2 separate regions of the Homo sapiens genome follow, and region 2 is linked to region 1. Evidence: read pairs that join two places in POLR2A ChIA-PET (ENCODE). Cell type or tissue: HepG2. All regions are shown on one strand. Each heading gives the region's core, and the rest is flanking DNA. Links, peaks and the distances in the headings are about the cores only. Region 1 overlaps COL4A6 (collagen type IV alpha 6 chain). Region 2 overlaps COL4A5 (collagen type IV alpha 5 chain).

What was found. Peaks named below come from ENCODE experiments on the same cell type or tissue, not always from the same donor. Only the 100,000 strongest peaks of a DNase experiment are listed, where the experiment ranks them.
Region 2: POLR2A ChIA-PET joins it to region 1 with 7 read pairs; 2 of 35 experiments call an interaction of 5 or more read pairs at or near these places.

The regions. Positions count from the first base shown.
Region 1 is chrX:108,295,716-108,300,116 of GRCh38, forward strand. All of the region lies in intron 3 of COL4A6 (collagen type IV alpha 6 chain), which reads right to left. Among named protein-coding and RNA genes, the nearest start is that of COL4A6, 140 kb to the right of the region's middle. In HepG2, for the core only: no CTCF peak of the experiment used is centred there; DNase peaks (open chromatin) are centred at 2,516 and 3,726; H3K4me3 peaks cover 1,770 bases.
Region 2 is chrX:108,506,612-108,511,012 of GRCh38, forward strand. The region is part of intron 1 of COL4A5 (collagen type IV alpha 5 chain); the gene reads left to right. Among named protein-coding and RNA genes, the nearest start is that of COL4A5, 69 kb to the left of the region's middle. In HepG2, for the core only: no CTCF peak of the experiment used is centred there; no DNase peak of the experiment used is centred there.

The sequences.
Region 1 (4,401 bases), core at 201-4,200:
GTGGGGTTTTGGATGGTCAGGGATTGGAAACATATGGGTTTTATTTAATGACGTTTCCAAGTCAGGGTCCAAATTATGGATGTTTTCTTGGTATGAGTGGTAAAGTGGATAAGGGAGAGACTAGCCACCATTTAATGCCACAGTTGGTGGTAGTTAATGGCTTGAATATTATATAAAAATCTAGACATTCTGTTTTTAGTGGAAAAAAGAAACTTGGTTCAAAGATCCTATTTGGTTATTACCTCATTTTAACTGAAAATGCTGCCAAATTATGTTATCAGAACGATCAGCAACACCTAATGGATGCTTTGAGTGTTCAAAAGTTTTCTAATAGATTTGGGTTGTGTGCTTTCTCTAATGACTATCCCTAAGGGACCATATTCTCTGGGTAATATAAATGCCACTTGCAAATTTGTAAAGATGGTGGTAGGAGCAGGAAAGTGTATAAAGTTACTCAAAGTTCAAGATGACTGAAAATTAAGTTAATCCAGTACTGTGAGAAAAGTGAATTTATGTTGTTCACTCTGTCAAACCCAACAGATAAGCTCTGTTCATGCTAATATTTGGCCACAGGCCCACTTCTCCTCCATACCTAGGCAAGGAGGTATTGGGATGATTAATGGGTGAGAATTGCTACTCCTTCCCTTTCGTGGTCCTATCATTTCTGAATCAGAGAGTGAAAATGGGTAGGGTATGACCTCCTACTGCATGTCTGTTCCTCTGAGCCTCTAGCCACCCACCTCTAACCTCAGTAAAACTCTTTATAAAATATTTCTCCTCTCACGCCATCTTCAGCTAATCCTGCCCATTGGAAACTGTTTTCTGGATATTGGCTATATATTGTTCTATTGAACAAAGCTCTATACAAAGGAGAACCAAGACAAAGTACCATTAGTCTGATTTTCAAGGGGCTCATAATCAGTAGGGGAGAATAATTGTAATAGCAATAACATCAATGCTAACAGTCGTAGTGATGGTGGTGATGACTATTGAGTACTTAATGTGTGCTAAGCACTTTAAACAATTATCTCTTTTAATCTTCATAGTAAATATTATTTGTTGATTCATTCATTCAACAAAACAAATCAGACCAAGCCCTCTACTCTTGGAACAAAGGAAATGTGAAGCTTTGTCCACCAAGGTAGGAAAATAATCAAAGGAATAGTATCCTGGAAGTCAAGCAAAGAAAGTTTTTCAAAAAAGAGAGAGTGAAAAGGCATTTTAAATGCTGATGGTAGGTCAAGTAAGATGAGGACTGAGAGATTACCATTGTAATTAACAATGTGTTTGTCACTTGTGACCTTTATAAGAAAGGAGTGGTAGCAACGAAAGCCTGATTAGAATAGGTTCAAGAGAGAATTGGGAAAGTGGAAATTTTGAGTATAAACAAATATTTCAAGAAATTATGCTATAAGGGGAACAGGGAAATAGGATGGTAACTATAGGAGATGGTGGAGTTAAGGGAGGGTTTGATAATACTCAAATCTAATAATTAATGGAGTGCTTACTTTGTGCCAGGCACTATGTTAATTGCTTTAAAGGTATTAGCCTATTTAATTATCTTAACAACCCTGAAAGATAGGTAATATTATTCTCAAGTCACAGATAAATAAATTGAAGTTCAGAAAATAGCTAAACCATTCACCTAATGCAGAGTTTCTTAACCTTGGCACTACTGACATGTTGGGCTGGATAATTCTATGTTGTGAGGGGCTGTCCTGTGCATTATAGGATGTTTAGTAGCATCCCTGTCCTCTACCCACTAGATGCCAGTATGACCCCACCAGTTGTGGCAACCAAAAATGTTCCCAGACATGGCCAAATGTTCCCTGGGGGGCAATATGGTTGAGAATCAATGGGTAAATGTGTATCATTTACACATCTAGTAAATGATAGAACCAGGGCTTAAAAGATTAGCTATCTGACTCCAAAATCCATGCTCTCAACCACTGCCCTTACTTGTATTCCCCAAATGGCAAATTTCTCTACCCTGTTCTGGGTCCCTGTGGGCCCCTGGGAAGTGGGAAGAAAATCTGGTCTCTAGAGTGAGGGGCAACTTACACTCAAAGATATTTTTGTTTGCACTGCAATTAGTGTTCCTGCTCACAAGTTCCTTGGCTCAGGCTTGCATGCAGTCCCTCCCCTCCCCTCTGCTTCTCTTCCCTTCCCTCCCCTCTCCTGTCTTCTCCTTTCTATCCCATCTCGTCCCCACACCTCTTTTTCTCTCTCTCACGTGTGTGTGTGAGTACACACACCACACACACACACACACACATCTTGCCTTCATAATCAAGGAAAGACTTTTCAAAAACACTCTTCAGAGTTTAAGTCTCTTCTTTACTGTGGGCCTGTTTCCCCATATGTAAGATGAAAGGGTCAGACTAGATGATTGCCCTTCTGGCTCTGCCAACTGTTCTGTGAGTCTAGCGCTCTCCCTTTCTTCATGAGGTAAATACTTTTGTTGGGGGGAATGAGGGGGGTGTTTGGAACAAGGGACGTTTTAGGCCTTCCAGTGTAGAAGCTGGTGCAAAGTTCCCAGGCTGCGTTTGTCTTTGTGCCGTGTTTGCTTCAGAACTGCCTTCTCCTGTCGCTCAGGGCCGAAGGCCACTCTGGCTCTGGCCGTGGCCTGGCTTGGTGGGGCGGCGGGTCAGACAGGGCATTGTCCAGGGCTACCTTGGCAGCCTGGGCTGGCAGGGGGAATTTCTGTCGCTTCTGCTCTGTTTCCCGCCTGGCCTCCGGGCCCTCTCCCTGGGCGGCCTCACCACTGACCCTGGGAGGTCACCTCCCAGCCACGGGTGGGTGATGGCGCTGCAGGGATGGCTGTGTGTGGGAACGGGTGCTGTTCTCGGGGATCCCCGAGGAGCAAGGATCTTTCGGGGATGCTGTGAAGAGCCCATGCTGATCCCAGGGCGGGATCAGGTTCCCCTCAGGAATCTGGGAAACTCTCAAGGAGGCCCTGCGGGGGCTGGTTAAACTGTCTGGGGTCTGGGGGCGTTGGGTCATTGGACTGTAAATGCAGGGAGGGGGCAGGCGGACTTGCCACATTGCAGGCTCTGGTGCCTCCAAGGGACCTTGGAGGCCTTCAAGTCTCCTTGCTCCTTTTATGAAGGAGGAGGAAGAGGGAGAGACGGGCTTCTATTCTGCTCTCAGAGCTCTGGCTCAGTTTGGACTTGATTTAAAAAGTAAAATTCAGGGAGAAGTTTAAATTTCTTACTCTGGTACCAATTACAGGAGCAATGGGACCCCAGTTCTGATAATGGATCGCATCAGATCACTAAACTGTCTGCCACATGCCTCCAAAAGCAACCCACGTTAGGCATCTTGGGACTCTGTGTCCTCCTGCTGTTGAGCCTCTTCTTATGTTTATTATCTGTGTCTTTGTGGTACCTTTGTGGTTCCTGAGGGGTCAATATTAGTATCTATGTGGATATGCAGGTTTAAGCACATTTCTGAATTCATAGAGTGTCTGAATGGGTTTTAAGAATAGCAAATGTTGCTGTGTATATGTGTGGCTTTTCTCTCTGTATATTTTCAGTTAATAATTCTTCAACTGAATTTCAAAGGCCACGTTTAACCCCTGGCTTCCTTTCCTCCCTGAGCTTTGTGAAGTTTAAGGCTCTGTTCTTAAAGCAAAGGGGCCCTGTCTGGGGAGCCTGTTTAGACCTGTCTCTTCCTTTTGTTTGCTTTCTTTTTGTCTCTCTCTGGGGAAACCTGGCTCCTGAACCCTGGTTACCCCTTATTCCTCTCTGGGCCCCACAGCATGTTCCTCCACAGCTCCCTCCCTTGCTCATAGCTGTATTGGCATTCCCCCAACAACTTGTGAAGGGGGTAGCAATCACTGACTCGTGTCAGCTCTGAGAGAGAACCTAACTGAAGTAATGGAATGCAAAGTCACTACAATTACTTGAACTAGCAAAGACATGTACAAGGACAGAGACCACAATTTCTTTGATAACCAAACATACATTAATCTTTCTTGGGGCTAAAGAAATGAGCATTTTTTCTTTTGGTCTTCAAAAATTAAAAAGTAAAACTGAGCTTATAAGGCTGAGGATAAAAGGTGTAAAGGCTGTCATAGCAAAGCCTAGGGCTTAGCTAAGTCCACCGTAGGAGCCTGCCATGGTCACAGCCAGTAATTCAGGATAAGGGCACAATTCTAAGGTACTCTGCAGACTTTTCTGCTGACCAAGCTTTAAAATCTGTTTTATATGAGACAATGACTTCCTTCTTTCATGATTCCCCAAACTCTGCCTTATACTTATAACCCCCACAATAAAATTTGTCAGGTAGGAAACAGATGCTCTTTCAGGACCCTTTGAGTTGGTCTTTCTCCCTGGGCATCATAGTAATTACAGGAGCTTTTAACATCCCACAGAGAAAAGCATCTAATAGTCCTACCTC
Region 2 (4,401 bases), core at 254-4,253, 210 kb after region 1:
CTAATGTCAATGATGATCTGACAGGAGACAGAGTTCAGGTGGTAATATTTGCTCGCCCACCACTCACCTCCTGCTGTGTGGCCTGGTTCCTAATGGTACGATTTGGTTCCATAGACTGGTACCTGTCCATGGCCCGGGGGTTGGGGACTCCTAAGAGATAGGTCTGACTCTGTGCCTAGGCTACACTGCACTGGGGCAGTCATGGCTGACTGCAGCCTTGATCTCCTGGGCTCAAGCAATCCTCCTGCCTCAGCCTCCTGAGTAGCTGGGATTACAGGTGCAAGCCACCACACCTGGTGGTCATTGTTTATACATCTTTTCAGTGGAGAGAGCTAAGAAATATAAAAATAAATTCACATACACCCTCCCAAGACTGAACCAGGAAGAAATGGATTCCCTGAACAAACCAATAACAAGCTCCAAAGTTGAATCAGTAATAAATAGCCTACCAACAAAAAAAAGCCCAGGACCAGGTGGATTCACAGCCGAATTCTACCAGATGTACAAAGAAGGGATGACACTGTTCCTACTGAAACTATTCCAAAAATTTGAGGAGGAGGGACTCCTTCCCAACTCATTCTATGAGGCCAGCATTATCCTGATACCAAAACCTGGCAGAAACACAACAACAACAACAAAAAAAAAAAAAAGAAAAAAAAAAAAAGAAAACTTCAGGCCAATGTCCCTGAACATCAGTGCAAAAATCCTCAACAATATAGTTGCACACAAAATCTAGCAGCACAACAAAAAGCTAATCCACTGCAATCAAGTAGGCTTCATCCCTGGGATGCAAGGTTGGTTCAACATACACAAATCAAGAAATGTGATTCATCATGTAAACACAACTAAAGACAAGTCCACATGATGATCTCAATAGATAATGCAGAAAAGGCTTTTTATAAAACTCAACATTCCGGCCGGGCATGGTGGCTCACGCCTGTAGTCTCAGCACTTTGGGAGGCAGAGGTGGGTGGATCACAAGGTCAGGAGATCAAGACCATCCTGGCTAACATGGTGAAACCCTGTCTCTACTGAAAATACAAAACATTAGCTGGGCATGGCAGCATGCACCTGTAGTCCCAGCTGCTGGGGAGGCTGAGGCAGGAGAATGGCGTGAACCTGGGAGGTAGAGCTTGCAGTGAGCCTAGATCACACCACTGCATTCCAGCCTGGGCGACAGAGCGAGACTCCATCTCAAAATAAACAAATAACCAAAAACTCAACATTCCTTCATGTTGAAAACTTTCAATAAACTAGGTATTGAAGGAACATGCCTCAAAATAATAAGAGCTCTCTGTGACAAACCCACAGCCAACCTCATACTGAATGGGCAAAATCTGGAAGCATTCTCCTTGAAAACCAGCACAAGGCAAGGATGCTCTCTCTCGCCACTTCTATTCAACATAGTACTGGAAGTCCTGGCCAGAGCAGTCAGGCAAGAGAAAGAAATAAAGGGCATCCAAACAGGAAGAGAGGAAGTCAAACTATTCCTGTTTGTAGACGATATGATTCTATATCTAGAAAACCCCAGAGTCTTGGCCCAGAAGCTCCTTCAGCTGATAAACAACTTTGGCAAAGTTTCCAGATACAAAATCAATGCAGAAAATCACTACCATTCCCATACACCAACAACAGCCACACCAAGAGCCGAATCAGGAAGGCAGTCTCATTCACAATTGCCACAAAAAGGATGAAATACCTGCTAATACAGCTAACCAGGGAGGAGAAATATCTCTACAATGATAATTACAAAACACTTCTCAAAGCAGTCAGAGAAGACACAAACAAATGGAAAAACATTCCATGCTCATGGATAGGAAAAATCAATATCATTAAAACGGCCACACTGCCCAATGCAATTTACAGATTCAGTGCTATTCCTATCAGACTACCAGTGACATTCTTCGCAGAACTAGAAAAAACTAGTTTTAAATTCATGTAGGACCAAAAAAAAAAAAAAAAAAAAAAAAGACAAGAAAGAGCCTGCATAGCCAAGGTAATCCTAAGCAAAAAGAACAAAGCTGGAGGCATCACATCACCCAACTTCAAACTACACTACAGGGCTACAGTAACCAAAACAGCATGGTACTGGTATAAAAAACAGGCACATAGACCAATGGAACATAATAGCCCATAAATAAGGCTTCACTCTGCAACCATCTGATTTTAGACAAATATGACAAAAGCAAGCAATGGGGAAAAGACTTTATATTCAATAAATGGTGCTGGGATAACCAGCTAGCCATAAGCAGAAGATTGAAATTGGACCCCTTCCTTACATCACATACAAAAATCAACTCAAAATGTATTAAACAATTAAATGTAAAACTCAAAACTGTAAAAACCCTAGAAGACGATCTAGGCAATACCAATCTGGACATGGGCATGGGCAAAGATTTCATGACAAAGACACCAAAAGCAATTGCAACAAAAGCAAAAATTGGCAATGCGATCTAATTAAACATAAGAGATTCTGCACAGCAAAGAGCAAAAGAAACTATCAACAGACTAAAAAGACAACCTACAGAATGGGAGAAAATAGCTTGCAGACTATGCATCTGACAATGGTCTAATATCCAGCATCTATGTTCTCAGTTATAAGTGGGAGCTAAATGATGAGAACACATGGACACATAGAGTGGAACAACACACAATGGGGTCTTTCAGAGAGTGGAGGGTGGGAAGAGGGAGAGGATCAGGAAAAATAACTAATGGGTACTAGGCTTAATATCTGCGTAATTAAATAATTTGTACAACAAACCCCCATGGCACAGTTCACCTATGTAAGTAACCTGAACTTGTACCCCTGAACTAAAAAGTTAAAACAAATTTAAAAAACAAATTTACAAGAGAAAAACCAACAACCTCATTAATAAGTGGCCAAAGGACATAAACAGACACTTTTCAAAGAAGACAAAACATGCGGCCAACACACATGAAAAAATGCTCAATGTCACTGATCATTAGAGAAATGCAAATAAAAACCACAGTGAGATACCATCTTACACCAGTCAGAATGGCTGTTTTTTAAAAGTCAAAAATAACAGATGCTGTTGAAGATGTGGAGGCAAAGGAGCACTTATACACTGTTGGTGGGTCTGTAAAGTAGTTCAACCATTGTGGAAAGCAGTATGGCAATTCCTCAAAGAGCTAAAAACAGAACTACCATTGCACCCAGCAATCCCATTACTGGGTATATACCCAGAGGAATATAAAGCATTCTGCCATAAAGAAACATGCACACAAATGTTCATTGTCACACTAGTCACAATAGCAAAGACATGGAATCAACCTAAATGCCCATCAGTGACAGATTACATAAAGAAAATGTGGTACATTTACACCATGGAATACTATGCAGGCATAAAAAAGAATGATCTCATGTATTTTGTGGGAACAGAGATGGAGCTGGAGGTTATTATCCTTAGCAAACTAATGCCAGAACAGAATACCAAATGCTGCATGTTCTTACTTGTAAGTGGGAGCTAAATGATGAGAACTCATGAACACAGAAGGAAATAATAGACACTGTGGCCTATGTGAGGGTGGAGGCTGGGAGGAGGGAGAAGAGCAGATAAAATAAATATTGGATACTAGGCTTACTACCTGGGTGATGAAATAATCTGTACAACAAACCCCCGTGACAAGACTTTACCAATATAACAAGCCTGCACATTTACCCCAGCACCTAAAATAAAAGTTAAAATAATAATAATTTAAAAAGTACTTTGTAATCTTAAAAAATTAACACACATAAAACCTTATGAGTTTATACTGATACTTGCAATTCAAATGCAGTGCCATATATATAGACTTCTGGTTAACTTTTTTTTTCCTGTTCCATCCTTTGTCTTTCCCACCAAGAATTGTGCTTTTTAAGGCCAGAAGGGATGACAGAATTAGAATACCCTGAAAGTATTCATTTATCTTATTTCACAATAGAAATACAGCAGCCTCAGAATAACAATACGAATACTACCACCATAGTCGGATGAATATTAAATAAAAGCAGGAAAGGAATTAGAACAGAGAGAAAAGGGGAGGAAGGAATAATAGATACCATTCTATTGAAGGTTTGGTGGCTATTGGTAGTTTTCCTCATTCTCATATTTTGCCTTTGTGATACCTTGTCTCCCAAAGTTTTATGAAACATTCATGTGTTTTTGGTTTTGCTTTAGTTCCTCTATTTTTACTGTCTATGTACTTTTCATACAACTTTTTGTTTATTTTTTAAATTTTATTTTTTAATTGACAATAATTGCACATATTCATGGGGTGCATAGTGATGTTTCAAAACATATTATGTGTAGTGATCAGATTTGGTAACTAGCATATCTATCATCTCATACCTTTATTATTTCTTCATGTGGTGAATATACAATATCTTCCTTCTAGCTATTT